3 separate regions of the Mus musculus genome follow, and all the other regions are linked to region 3. Evidence: chromatin contacts called from ENCODE Hi-C or POLR2A ChIA-PET data. All regions are on one chromosome and are shown on one strand. Each heading gives the region's core, a stretch centred on a gene start or an enhancer-like site at or near the end of the contact. The rest is flanking DNA. Distances are from core to core; before and after follow the strand shown.

Region 1 (3,836 bases), core at 490-2,989, 66 kb after region 3:
TCTTCCTGGCCTCTTTTATTGCTAAGCAACGCTTGCTCTTTTTGATATTTTCAAGGTTGAGTAAAAGTCCACCCAACCTCTGAACCCACTTTAACTACCATTTTCACTATCTTTTTATGTACGTGTTTTGCCTGCCTGCATGGAGATCCAGGAGGCAATCAGTCTCTCGGTCTGAATCCTATCTGACTAATGGAATTCAAAATTCGGCACGAAAGTATGTGCACCATGTCCAAGCCTGGTGAACGGGACCGTTACTGGAATTACAGAGCACTAAACCCAGCTCCTCTCTCAGTCCTAACTATCATTTCTCTCTCTTCCCTTCTCTTATTTTGGTTTTTCCAGACAGGGTTTCTCTGTGTAGCCCTGGCTGTCCTGGAACCCACTCTGTAGACCAGGCTGGCCTTGAACTGAGATCCACCTGCCTCTGCCTCTTGAGTTCTGGGATTAAAGGTGTGCGCCACCACTCAGCTTCCAATTACCATTTCTTAATAAAGATTTCTCAAAATACCCAAAGGTTTGTTTCAGATTCTACACTACAAGTTTATGCTTTTCTACCAATGTATTTCCTCATACTACATTTGTTTATGGGACTATTTGAAAATGATTGTAATTTCTTGGAAAGGGCTAACAGTCTTTCAGCACTTTAACGTTTACTACATACCAAGCACCCTGGGTCTCAGAGTCTGTATTCGGACATAACTGTCAAGGGCAGAGGCATTACAGTGTAACTACCTGAGTGTGAATTTAGATTCCCAATATTTACTAGTTGTGCTATCTTGAAGAAGCTATCTACCCCATTTATGCCTGCTTCCTCTTGTCAAAACACAAGTACAGGGGGCTGGTGAGCCTTAGAAATTGAGTGCCTATTAGTTTTCTAGAGGTTCTGAGTTTGGTTCCCAGGGTCCACATCTGGTGGCTCACAGCTGCCAGTAACTCCAGCTTTAGAGGGTCCAACACTTCTGGCTTCTGCGGAGATCCACACATAGGTGGCACACATTGATAAAATTAAAGCTTTTTGTTAAAGACAGGGCATTAACAGTCATGACCTCAGAGCTCTGTACAACATTAAACGGTTCATCACAAAATGCTTGCAGCACTGCCTGGCTGAGGCGTTCTCCTAAAGGTCTGCCTCCCCCAAAGCCAAACAAACAGGCCAGATTTCGGCCTATAGAAAGAGGAAAGACACGCATACGCAAATCGTCTTAGGAAAGATTTGGAATCTCCTGGCAGCCAGCCTTTTCACCAGGAAAACAGCATCCGGTTCCAAGGCTGGAGGGAAAGGATTTTCCTTTGCCGTGTGATCTCACACAGCCTTCAGTCGGAGTGGGATCTCTGAACAGACAGACAGACAGACAGACAGATAAAGAGGCTCTTCGCTGCTCAGTCTTTACAGACGGGTGGCTGCCCGGCTTTACAGATGACACAAATTGAAGCGCACACATTAGCGCTCAGGCTCTAGACAGGAGCTGGAGCCTCGGCAGGGTCTCAACCCCCTCTACACCGCCGAAGGCAGCGAATAGAGGACAGGGTGCGGTGGCGCCCACCTCCACGCCCGCCAGCCAGCGTCCCCTCGCCCTTCCGCCCCGCGCCGGCTGGATTTTCCGGGACCACTGCTACTCTGTAAGTCTCACGCAGTGGTGCTCCCTCCTCCCGGCCCGCGTACCTGAGGTGGCCGACGCCATCTCCCGTCGCTGCGGACACGTCTTAGCCCTTAAGCTCATAGCCTTCCCTTCTTCGGCCCGCTTCTCTCTTTTGAATTACCGGGGCCCCGCCTCCCTCTCAGATTCGACCAATCGCAGCTACGTGCCGCCGGAAGTTTCGGTTCTAATTTACCGTAATTCCGCCGTCTCGGGCTCACTTCCGGTCTCGAAAGCAAAATATTCCCAGGGATAGGGCCCTGGAGTCTGTCACTAAATGGTCAGTAACTGAGGTCCCTGCACTTTCAGGCTTTTGAATTGCCAGGTTGGAATTGGCTAAATGCAGACTTTCGCCCGACTTTTCCTTCTCAGCTTTTCTTCTGAAAGCACTTGATTGATTCTATATTCAAAGTTCCCAGCTCTGAATACAATTTTTGCCTTTTGGAGCGGACAGAATCTCTTTGTAGCCCTGGCTGTCCTGGTGTGAGAAGGCAAAAAGTTCCTCTTTGAACTTGACTCCCCCACCACCACCCCTTTTTTTTTTCTTACTGTGGGAAAGTTCCCAGCCCTGTTTTAGAATCTTGGGACAAAATGCCCCCAGCTAATTGCATGCGTTTGGCTTCTGTTAAACTGCTTGCTTTCCTTTGCCCTGCAACTGCCAAACAGGATGTAGTTTTTGTGTGCTCTTTACCTTTAAAAGCTTCTGTAAAATGCAGTTGAGACTGCTTTGTGAGGAGTTTCTTTCCAGGAATTTTCTAGCGACTTAATACAGATTGTCAAACCAGACTTTGGTGGTCTTTGGGTCTCTAACTAGCAACATTGTAACTCACTATGTAGACCAGGCTGGGTTTAAACTAACAAAGACCTGCGCTCTTCTGCCCTGGAAGCTGCAACACTTTGCCATCTAACCATGAAGGACCACAGTGAGACAGATTATCTTTAGGTAGCCCTGGCTGTCCCAGAATGGTGTAGACTAAACTGGACTCAAACTCACAGAGACCTGTCTGTCTTTGCCTTCCTGGTGCTGGGACTAAAGACAGGAATCAAAGTTGTGTGTCACTACACCCAGCTAAATTCAAAGATATTGACTAGCACAATTTACAGGTCTAGAATGAGACGGCATTTCACACAATCAAGAACTGATTGGTCACAGTCTAGTGACTTAAGGTTAACTTCATTACCATGGAAATGGAAACTGGACTGTTTGACATTTTGGTTATTACTTCTAAATTCTTTTTTTTTTTTTTTCCTTTCTTTTTCTTCTTCGAGACAGGATTTCCTCTGTATAGCCCTGGCTGTCCTGAAACTCACTCTGTAGACCAGGCTGACCTTGAACTCAGAAATCTGCCTGCTTCTGCTTCCAAAATGCTGGGATTAAAGGTGTGCACCACCACTGCCCGTCTTACTTCTGAATTCTTAAAAGCAAACTTTCAGTTTGATATGTAAAAACTTTGCACCACTCTGAATGTTTTGTTGTTGCTGTTATTTATTTATTTAGAGATGGGGGTCTCTCTAAGTGGCCCTGGTTGTCCTCGAACTTACTATGTAGACTAGGCTAACCTTGAAATTTATTGAAGGCAAAGCACACAAAAATGTGTGTAGACTCATCAGATGGGGAGGGGGGCCCAGATTTGGTGTCCTCAAGAACTGACCTTTTGTCTGGCATTCTAGACTCAAACATACGCTCCAAATATTTTCTCATTTCCCAGTCAATCTGTATCAACTACAGCTTAGCTTCAGCTTTCTGAAATTCCCAGGCACTCTGTCTCAATTAATGATGTCCTGGTAGCTAAGCATTAAGCATTGGCAGTAAGCGCTCCATTCAATGTCCTTACCTGTTCTGTGCATCACTCCTCATTTCCATTGCTTCCTAAAGCTTCCTCTCTCCTCTGACTGCTGCCAGACAGCAAGTGCTGGCATCCCAAGGCCCACTCAGCCTTCTTTTTACTTTACATATACAGAGTTCCCCATCACTGGAACGCCATTATTTAGACACTAATAATTTGTTTATCTATCCTAGCTTTAGTCCTAAATCCAACCGTTTGTAACGACGCGCATGAACTTGGAGATTATGCTCAATGAAAAAAGCCAGGCTAAGGAAGGACAAAAAGCGTGTCACTTCATTTACATATGGAACAAGAATGTGGGGCTCCTGGGAGTGGAGAGCAGAAGGAAGGTTCTCAGAGGCTAAACAGGGGG
Region 2 (4,103 bases), core at 461-2,960, 78 kb before region 3:
AAAACACAGAACCTATATTGCGGACAGCATTCATTGTAAGTATCTCATCCTATCTAACCTGTGTCATAGCAAAAGTCACTAAGGTGTACGGATGTGTCCAAGTTAGCAGTCTGGTGAAGTCAGAAGTCAAGCCCAACCCTAAATGTCGTGACATTGGACCGCCATTTTCCCCAGGTCTCACCTGTCAATCCTATCTGACTACCATGGATCTTGGCTTGGAATGTTTGGGTTTTGTTTCTGTCTGGACCATCTCCGAAGTTCAAAGTGGTCAGTAAGCCGACGACGTGAGGCCCTTGCCACGTCCCTGTGACTGTCTCATTCATGGGGCACAGACTTAGCTGGCCAAAAGATCTCAAGAAGGAAACCCAATCCTGCGTGCAAAAAGGAGAGTGACAGAGAGGTGAGAAGAGCAGCAGGGGCGGGTATATACCACAAGGGTGAGCACCCCGGGTACTTACCTGGGGAATGTCAGGGCTACGGAGGCCAGTTGTGTGGGTGAGGAGGAAGCCACCAAGGCCCAGGCCAGAAAGGCCAAGGAGCAGCAGGATCAAAGTGGCACAGACCAAAGGTGGGTGATGAGCCAGACAGAGATGCAAGTTGTGCCCTGCCTGGCAGCTGCCCATGGGGAGCAGAGGGGTCTGGGCCTCCGTGGGGTGCCTGCTGGAGGACAGTAAGGGAGAACTAGACAAGAGCCTGCTGGTCAGAAGGCACTCACCCATGCTATACAAAGATAACCTAAGGTTAGAAGACAATGAATTTGCTCAAGGCCACGCAGAAAGTGACAGAGCCAGGACCAAAATCCAAGATTCTGAACTCCAAAAGTTCACCTCCTTACAGCACTTAAAAAAAAAAAAAGCTTTCTTTCGTTTCTGAAATATCCAAAGGAGAAGCAGGGAAGAGCATTCTGTACTAGCAAAAGAGATGTGAAACGAATTCTCAGCTGGAGAAAGAGGAAGCAGTTGATCTGGGGTGAGGCTTTGGCAGCCAAGTCACAATCCAGACCGGAAGTGTCTGGGTTCAGTTTCCAGTTTGGAGTTAAGCTAACTAGCCAGGTAGGAATGGACGGCGCTCACACATGCAACCAAGCCAGTTGGTTGTCTGTGAGGTTAGGATGTCCTGAAAGGGAGTTCTAAGAGCACCAAGTAATGAGGATTCGACTGGGCAGCTGTTTGCTCAGTACTTGGCCATGCAGGAATTCAACAGACGTCCATCTCCTTTCTTTCTATTGGTGTCATACTGATCCTTAAGGCCAGAAGCCAGTAGAATACTGAAGCTCAGGGACTCAGAAGTGGTAGGGCTACGGTCTAAAATCCATCTCCAATTTCCGAGTACCCTATTCCAGGCAAGAAGCGATAGACTGATGAAAATAAGCATCTGGAAGGCAGGAGATCATTATAAGGTGTGAGGGGGACAGCGTGGGAAAGTGTGGAAGCCACTGGGAAACACAGGTGTCACATATGCTCGGCCCCGGCGTGGCTCCACGTCCCGGCATTTCTGCAAGGGGGAGGGGAGGAGGAGGGAGGGCAGAGCCTGAGGGGCAGTAGCGGCTGGTGCATCTGGACCTCCCGTCCTCCCCAAAGCCCCTCCAGAAGGATCTCGACACCCGCATCCCTTCCCGATCAAGCGGCGTCAGATCCGTTCGCCACTAGCTCTCACCGCTTGCAGCCCAGCAGAGGCCGGCGCCCCGTGACGTCATGGGTGGCTTGGCGGAGAGGCGGGGCCTTGCTCGCGCGTGCACGCTCCGGCCCCGCCCCAGTCCATTCAGACGCGCATGCGCGGTGACCACGGTTGGAAAGGTTGCTGGCTACTCCCTGGCCTAGTTCCGGCCGAACCAAAAGAAAAGTCACCCAATGGGCCAAGTGGAGGGAGTAACTTGGGAGTAGGTGATAAAACTAGCAACAGCCGAGGGAGGCCGTGCTAGCCGTTTTGGACATCTCAGGGTCTCCCTCCTGAGAGAGCACAGGAGGGTCAGAACCTCACCCAGGCTTCTGGGAAGGACTTGGGGGTCCTCTGGGATGGATGGGACTTTACTCTTCCCCTCTGTGTGTAGTGTATAGGTTTTGCTCTTCTCTGCCCTCTCAAATACTTACGGTCTACACACCTTGCCCTTGGACTTTGGCTCTTTTCTTGAGAGGTCCCTAAGTGCCCAGGACCCTAGAGTTGCAAGGCTGTTCAAAGGGGAACATCTCGTCTCACTCTGTTAGCCTTTTAGAGGGAATATCATCTTACCTGAAACAACATAAGGCACGGAGCCAGGAACTCGGGCTCATCCTCACTCTGGTGATGCAGTCCTGTAACCCCAGCAGTTAGGAGGTGGAGGCCTGAGCATCAGGAGTTCGAAGCCAGCCTGGGATCCCTCCAAAACCAAACAACAACAAAATGAATAAATCTAATTCTGCAAAAGCCATAATAACCCTGTTGTCCTGGGGATAAAACTGTCCCCTTTACAGAAGAACATTTGTTTTGGTTTAGGGTAGGGCAGGGTCTTACTGTGCAGATGACATGGAACTCACTTATGTAGACCAAAGTGTCTTTGAACACAGAGATCCACCAGCCTCTGCCTCCTGTGTGCTGGGATTAATAGTGTGGAACATGGTTCTCTAAAGAAAAACATTTGTACCTCCGGTTTTAGTTCATAACAGTTCTCAAAAAATGTAAATAAAGCAAAAAAAAAAAAGCAAAATGAGGTATCATTCATATCTGTTAGTGTAGCTACCAACAAGAGATCAGAAACTAGCGAGTGTTGGTAAATATGTGGACAAATTGAAACTTCAGCTGAACATTGTTGGTAGGAACATACACTGGTACCGTTATGGGGAAGAATTTGACTTTTCCAAAAAAGGAAAATCAACAGAAATAGTATTGCCATGTGGTTATAATTCTACTTCTGGATATAAAATTGCTGCCCAAATTTGAAACAATGTCTCTGTGAGACTTTGTATACCCATTGTACTGGCTGGTTTTGTGTCAACTTGACACAGACTGGAGTTATCACAGAGAAAGGAGCTTCAGTCTCCATGAGATCCAACTGTAAGGCATTTTCTCAATTAGTGATCAAGGGCGAAAGGCCCCTTGATCAAGGGTGCTATCCCTGGGCTGGTAGTCTTGAATTCTATAAGAAAGCAGGCTGAGCAAGCCAGGGGAAGCAAGCCAGTAAAGAACATCCCTCCGTGGCCTCTGCATCAGCTCCTGCTTCTTGACCTGCTTGAGTTCCAGTCCTAACTTCCTTTGGTGATGAACAGCAATGTGGAAGTGTAAGCAGAATAAACCCTTTCCTCCCCAAGTGCTTCTTGGTCATGATGTTTGTGCAGGAACAGAACCCTGACTATGACACCCGTATTCCTAGGAAGATTATTCACCCCTGACTACGACACCCATATTCCTAGGATGATTATTCACCCCTAACTACGACACTCATATTCCTAGGAAGATTATTCACCCTTGACTGACTACAACAGCCATATTCCTAGGAAGATTATTCACCCCTGACTACGACACCCGTATTCCTAGGAAGATTATTCACCCCTGACTACGACACCCGTATTCCTAGGAAGATTATTCACCCCTGACTACGACACCCGTATTCCTAGGAAGATTATTCACCCCTGACTACGACACCCGTATTCCTAGGAAGATTATTCACCCCTGACTACGACACCCGTATTCCTAGGAAGATTATTCACCCCTGACTACGACACCCGTATTCCTAGGAAGATTATTCACCCCTGACTACGACACCCGTATTCCTAGGAAGATTATTCACCCCTGACTACGACACCCGTATTCCTAGGAAGATTATTCACCCCTGACTACGACACCCGTATTCCTAGGAAGATTATTCACCCCTGACTATGACACCCGTATTCCTAGGATTATTCACAAGAGCCAGAGTGAAACTTCCCTAGAGCAGAAGAATGGCTAATCCAAATGTGAGTCACTCAACATATGAGGGAATATTACTCAACTCTGAAGAGGAAGGGAAGCCATGTACGGTGTTGCATGTCCATGTCTCTAGCATCCATGAAGTAGAGGCAGCAGGACAAGGAATTTAGGGGCCACCATCTTTGGCTACATATTGGGGCATTTTATGCTGAGTGAAATGT
Region 3 (4,058 bases), core at 415-2,914:
GTTCCTGGGTAGTGACAATGAATGAGTTAGAAGTTAAGGGGCACTGTGCCTAGGATGGGCAAGGAGGCAGAAGATTCCTGGGGAGAGCAGCTATGGTTGGGAGTGAGTCAGGGACTGGTCTCTAGATGAAGAAGGAGAGCGTTCACCATGTCTAGATATCTGAGTCCCTTGGTCTTTTGTGTTCTTTTCCTTATTGGGCAGAGGACTCAAACGGGAGCGAGCAATAAACAGTGCTTCGTCTGTAAGTTCTGTGCTGATTCGGGTCAGGAATTCTTCAGAGCAGGATAATTTCTGAAAAGGAAGTTAGAATTCAGTCTGCAAATTCCCATTGGTCTGGTGTCTTCCAGGCTGCAGGCTCTGGCTTGGGAAACTGGTATTAGAAGGCCCTAGACCTGGAAAGCTGTCTGTGGGGCCTTAGGGTTAAGGCTCAAGGCTAAGGCTCAAGGCTCATGGCTCAGACAGGGCTCCCTGCCTGGCTCTTCCCATCTCCTTCACTTTTCCATTGTCGTTTACCTGCCCTCCACCTAAGGAGGCGGCAGCTTGAGATGACCTGATGTCCTTTTTGTCCCCACTCCTGGCAGATGTGGATGCCATCCTCCTGGAAACGAAGTTTTTGTTAGACTGAGAAGCCAACCCACACCCCCTCAGATTCCGCCTCACTCCACTCCCGGGGCCCCAGATTTATTTAGTCCATAACTATAGCTCAAACATCCTACTGACTCAGTTCTGTCCTTGAAAAAATTGGTTGTTTTGCCTACTAAGTTGAAGGGAGGGGCTCTCAGAACAACTCCCTTCCCTATTCCCTCCAGAGCCCTTCTTCCTCCTTTTCTGCCAAGGCACTTCCTTAGGCAAGACAGCCAACATGCAGTCCCCGACCCGGCTAATTGGTTGAAATCTTAGGGTACTCGGCAGGAGGGGGGACGGAAAGTTCTAAGGGGACCCTATGATGGGCCTCAGGGGATTGGGAGTCCGGGAAAGAAGGTTGGGAAGAGGGAGAGCCAGGGAAGTGCTGCTCCGGATTGCTATAAAGACCTAAATGTTTACGGAAGTTCTATGGTTCCGTTGCTAGGAGACTAGAGGTTCTAGAACTAAGGACAATGTCCTAGTGTGCCATACTGGCTCTCCTGATTCCTTCTTGGAGGCGGTGACCCCAGAGTTATATCAAGGCATTTAGGAGATGGAAAGGCGTTAGGGTGGAACTTGGGCTCTAATCCTCCCACCACCAGGGCGGCGCTAGAAGCAAGCGGCAGGCATGCTCGGAGCCTCTCTAGCCACCTCTTCCCAGCCTGGGTCCCGGAGAGCGACGAGGATCGCAAGCGTCGCGGGCGGGGAAGCGATGTGGGCTGTACTAAGTCACCCAATCTCTTGGGGAGGCGCAGACTCGGGACGGAGTAATCTCTACGCCTTACGGTTGCCTCCAGGAGTTTACGCCCTCTGTGAAATGCAAAATGCAGATTCCCTCTCAGGTCTCTTCTGCTGCTCCCTTTCCAGTTTCTTCCTTTGCGGCTGGCTCTCGAGTCTCTCCCCTCCCCTGTGCGTTGGTACGAGCCGAAGCCTAGGGGCCCCGGCAGGAAAAGGAAGCAGGCCGGCCTTAAAGGGACCTCAGCCATTATTTATTTAATTAATTTATTTATATTTAAAAGCCGCTCTCTCCTTCTTCCGATGTTCTTAACGTCCCGGACAGAAGAGTAGGCTCCAGAAGCCAGGCGCAGCGGAGCTGCGGAGCCCGCTGCTGGAGACGTCAGCTCCTGCCCATCGGAAGGCCAGGTGTGCGTGAGCTGTGCCCAGGGGTGTCCCGCACCCCGGCGCCCTGCGGGCTCTAACAGCTGGGATTGCCCGGGGGAACTGGGCCCAGGGCTCAGGTGGAGCGGCTGATGCCCGGAGCTGAAAGGTGAGACCACGCTGGTAAGGCTGGTACCAAGACCTTGCCCCTCCAGACCTGGGCCGAGACGACAAGGGGAGCCGCCAAGATGCCAGAGGAAAATATCTTCCTGTTCGTGCCTAACCTTATCGGTGAGTGCTGCCTGCGGCCCCAAAACCAGCGGGGTGGGGGTGGGGAGGGGCGCGAGAAACCCTAAGCTGGCTCCCCAATCACACCCTGTACCTCTCCCATCCCATCCCAAGGTTATGCCCGGATTGTCTTCGCCATCATTTCCTTCTACTTTATGCCCTGCTGCCCCTTCACGGCCTCCTCCTTCTATCTACTCAGCGGACTCCTAGACGCTTTCGATGGACACGCAGCTCGAGCCCTTAATCAAGGTGACAGAACTTTACCACCACCAGCACTAACTGGGGTCCCAACATCCTCTGTCCTTTCCCTGCTTTCTCAGAACCTCGTTGAGAGCTGCCTAGGATATAAGCTTGCTCTTGATGATTGATCTCTGTTTGGGATGGGTGTGGAAGACCTAGACCCTGCATAGCTGTGAGCATGGAATTCCATTCGGGTGTGGCATAATGGCTCATGCTTGTAATGCCAGCACTGATAAGGTAGGTAGATTGCTCCAAGTCAGAAGTCATATTGAGTACCACGTGAGCCAGGACTACACAGTAAAATCCTGCAAAAATAAGTGATTGGGGCTGAAGGCTAAGTTTGTTCTCAGAGGTTAAGACTGCTTACTGCTGCCTGGCGGTGGTGGCGCACGCCTTTAATCCCAGCACTTGGGAGGCAGAGGCAGGCAGATTTCTGAGTTTGAGGCCAGCCTGGTCTACAAAGTGAGTTCCAGGACAGCCAGGGCTATACAGAGAAACCCTGTCTCAAAAACAAACAAACAAAGCAAACAAAACAAACAACAACAACAAAACCGAAAGAATGCTTACTGTTCTTCTAGAGGACCTAGATTTGATTCCCAGAACCAACATGATGGCTTACAACCACCAGTTCCAAGGAATCAATGTCCTCTTCAGGCTATATATATATATGTGTGTGTGTGTGTGTGTGTATATATATATATATACGCTGATAGACACTGAGACCATAGAAGATAAATAAACTTTTAAAAATGTAAGTAAATAACAAAGTTCCATTCAACAGGTGTTTACTAGGTAGTTGCTAGGCACAAACATTCGGGATTCTGGAAGAGAGGTTGGTGCCCGGTGGGAGGAAAGCAGATGATGTTTGGAGCTCTGACTTAATTTTGTAATCGAGTTCCCCAGACCCACTTCTAAAATTGCCTCTGAGACTTTGGGTCTGCTTGCCTTTCTTTGGGGCCTGGTTTTGGGTTAGAGGAGTTGAAGATAGAGTTTCCCCATTCCAATACCTCTTTCTTGCCATAGCCCCATGCCTTCTCATTTCTTGTCCTCATAACCCATGCCCTTCTGGCCTCACCATCTTTCCTTCTCTGGCAGTAGATGGTAGGCACTTTCAAACTCCTTTTATTGTCAGCCTGGAGTGATAGGCCAGAGCGGGTACCTGTCACAGGTCCACTATGCCAAACAGTCCCTTTCCACTTAGTAGTCATCATTTTTCAGGAACCCGGTTTGGGGCCATGCTCGACATGCTGACGGACCGTTGCGCCACCATGTGTCTCTTGGTCAACCTGGCCCTGCTCTACCCACGAGCCACCCTTCTCTTCCAGCTCAGCATGAGCTTGGACGTGGCCAGTCACTGGCTGCATCTGCACAGGTTTGTTTGCTTTGATTGATGCTTGGGGTGCTGGTGAGTGGAAGGCATTACAGTGGGGCGGGGACTGGGATGGCTTCAGGCTTGTGGGTGGTTTCTTTTTCCTCTCTCCTTGAGACAGTAGACCAAGGCTTGCTTAGAATTTAGTATGTGCTCATGTAGGCCTCAAATTCATGACAGTCTTCCTACGTCAGCCTCCTGACTCCTGAAGTTATAGGCATATCCCTGCATGCCGCTGTCCTTAAGCCCCTGGGTAATCCCTGTGTCTCTGAGTGGGCTTGTCATTTTTATAGGTGGTGTGAGCAATTTCTAGCATGGGCCTGGCTGAATAATTTAGGGTTCCAAATGGGGGAAGACGTATGGGTGCTTTGTATAGGGCATTCAGTCCTGGCTCTGCCTCACCTAGGGAACTGTATGATTTTGCACAAGATATAATTTT

What was found. Hi-C counts contacts between places; a loop is a spot of excess contacts on that map. ChIA-PET counts read pairs that join two places held with the same protein, here RNA polymerase II (POLR2A).
Region 1: POLR2A ChIA-PET joins it to region 3 with 10 read pairs in Patski. The contact joins the promoter of Kif22 here to the promoter of Cdipt in region 3. A Hi-C loop is called at or near these places in 1 of 37 maps with a recorded cell type or tissue (T-helper 17 cell). POLR2A ChIA-PET finds 5 or more read pairs at or near these places in 2 of 5 experiments (Patski and embryonic stem cell).
Region 2: POLR2A ChIA-PET joins it to region 3 with 16 read pairs in Patski. The contact joins the promoter of Tmem219 here to the promoter of Cdipt in region 3. POLR2A ChIA-PET finds 5 or more read pairs at or near these places in 2 of 5 experiments (Patski and embryonic stem cell).

The regions. Positions count from the first base shown.
Region 1 is chr7:127,040,681-127,044,516 of GRCm38, forward strand. Kif22 (kinesin family member 22) reads right to left here and starts at 1,740. Exons shown (of 14, transcript NM_145588.1): 1 at 1,664-1,740. The coding sequence starts at 1,721.
Region 2 is chr7:126,896,568-126,900,670 of GRCm38, forward strand. Tmem219 (transmembrane protein 219) reads right to left here and starts at 1,711. Exons shown (of 6, transcript NM_026827.1): 1 at 1,657-1,711; 2 at 459-660; 3 at 182-371. The coding sequence starts at 623.
Region 3 is chr7:126,974,794-126,978,851 of GRCm38, forward strand. Cdipt (CDP-diacylglycerol--inositol 3-phosphatidyltransferase (phosphatidylinositol synthase)) reads left to right here and starts at 1,665. Exons shown (of 6, transcript NM_026638.4): 1 at 1,665-2,013; 2 at 2,125-2,259; 3 at 3,469-3,622. The coding sequence starts at 1,971. Cdiptos (CDIP transferase, opposite strand) reads right to left here and starts at 1,053. Exons shown (of 6, transcript NM_001362232.1): 1 at 1,033-1,053; 2 at 514-598; 3 at 147-291. The coding sequence starts at 594.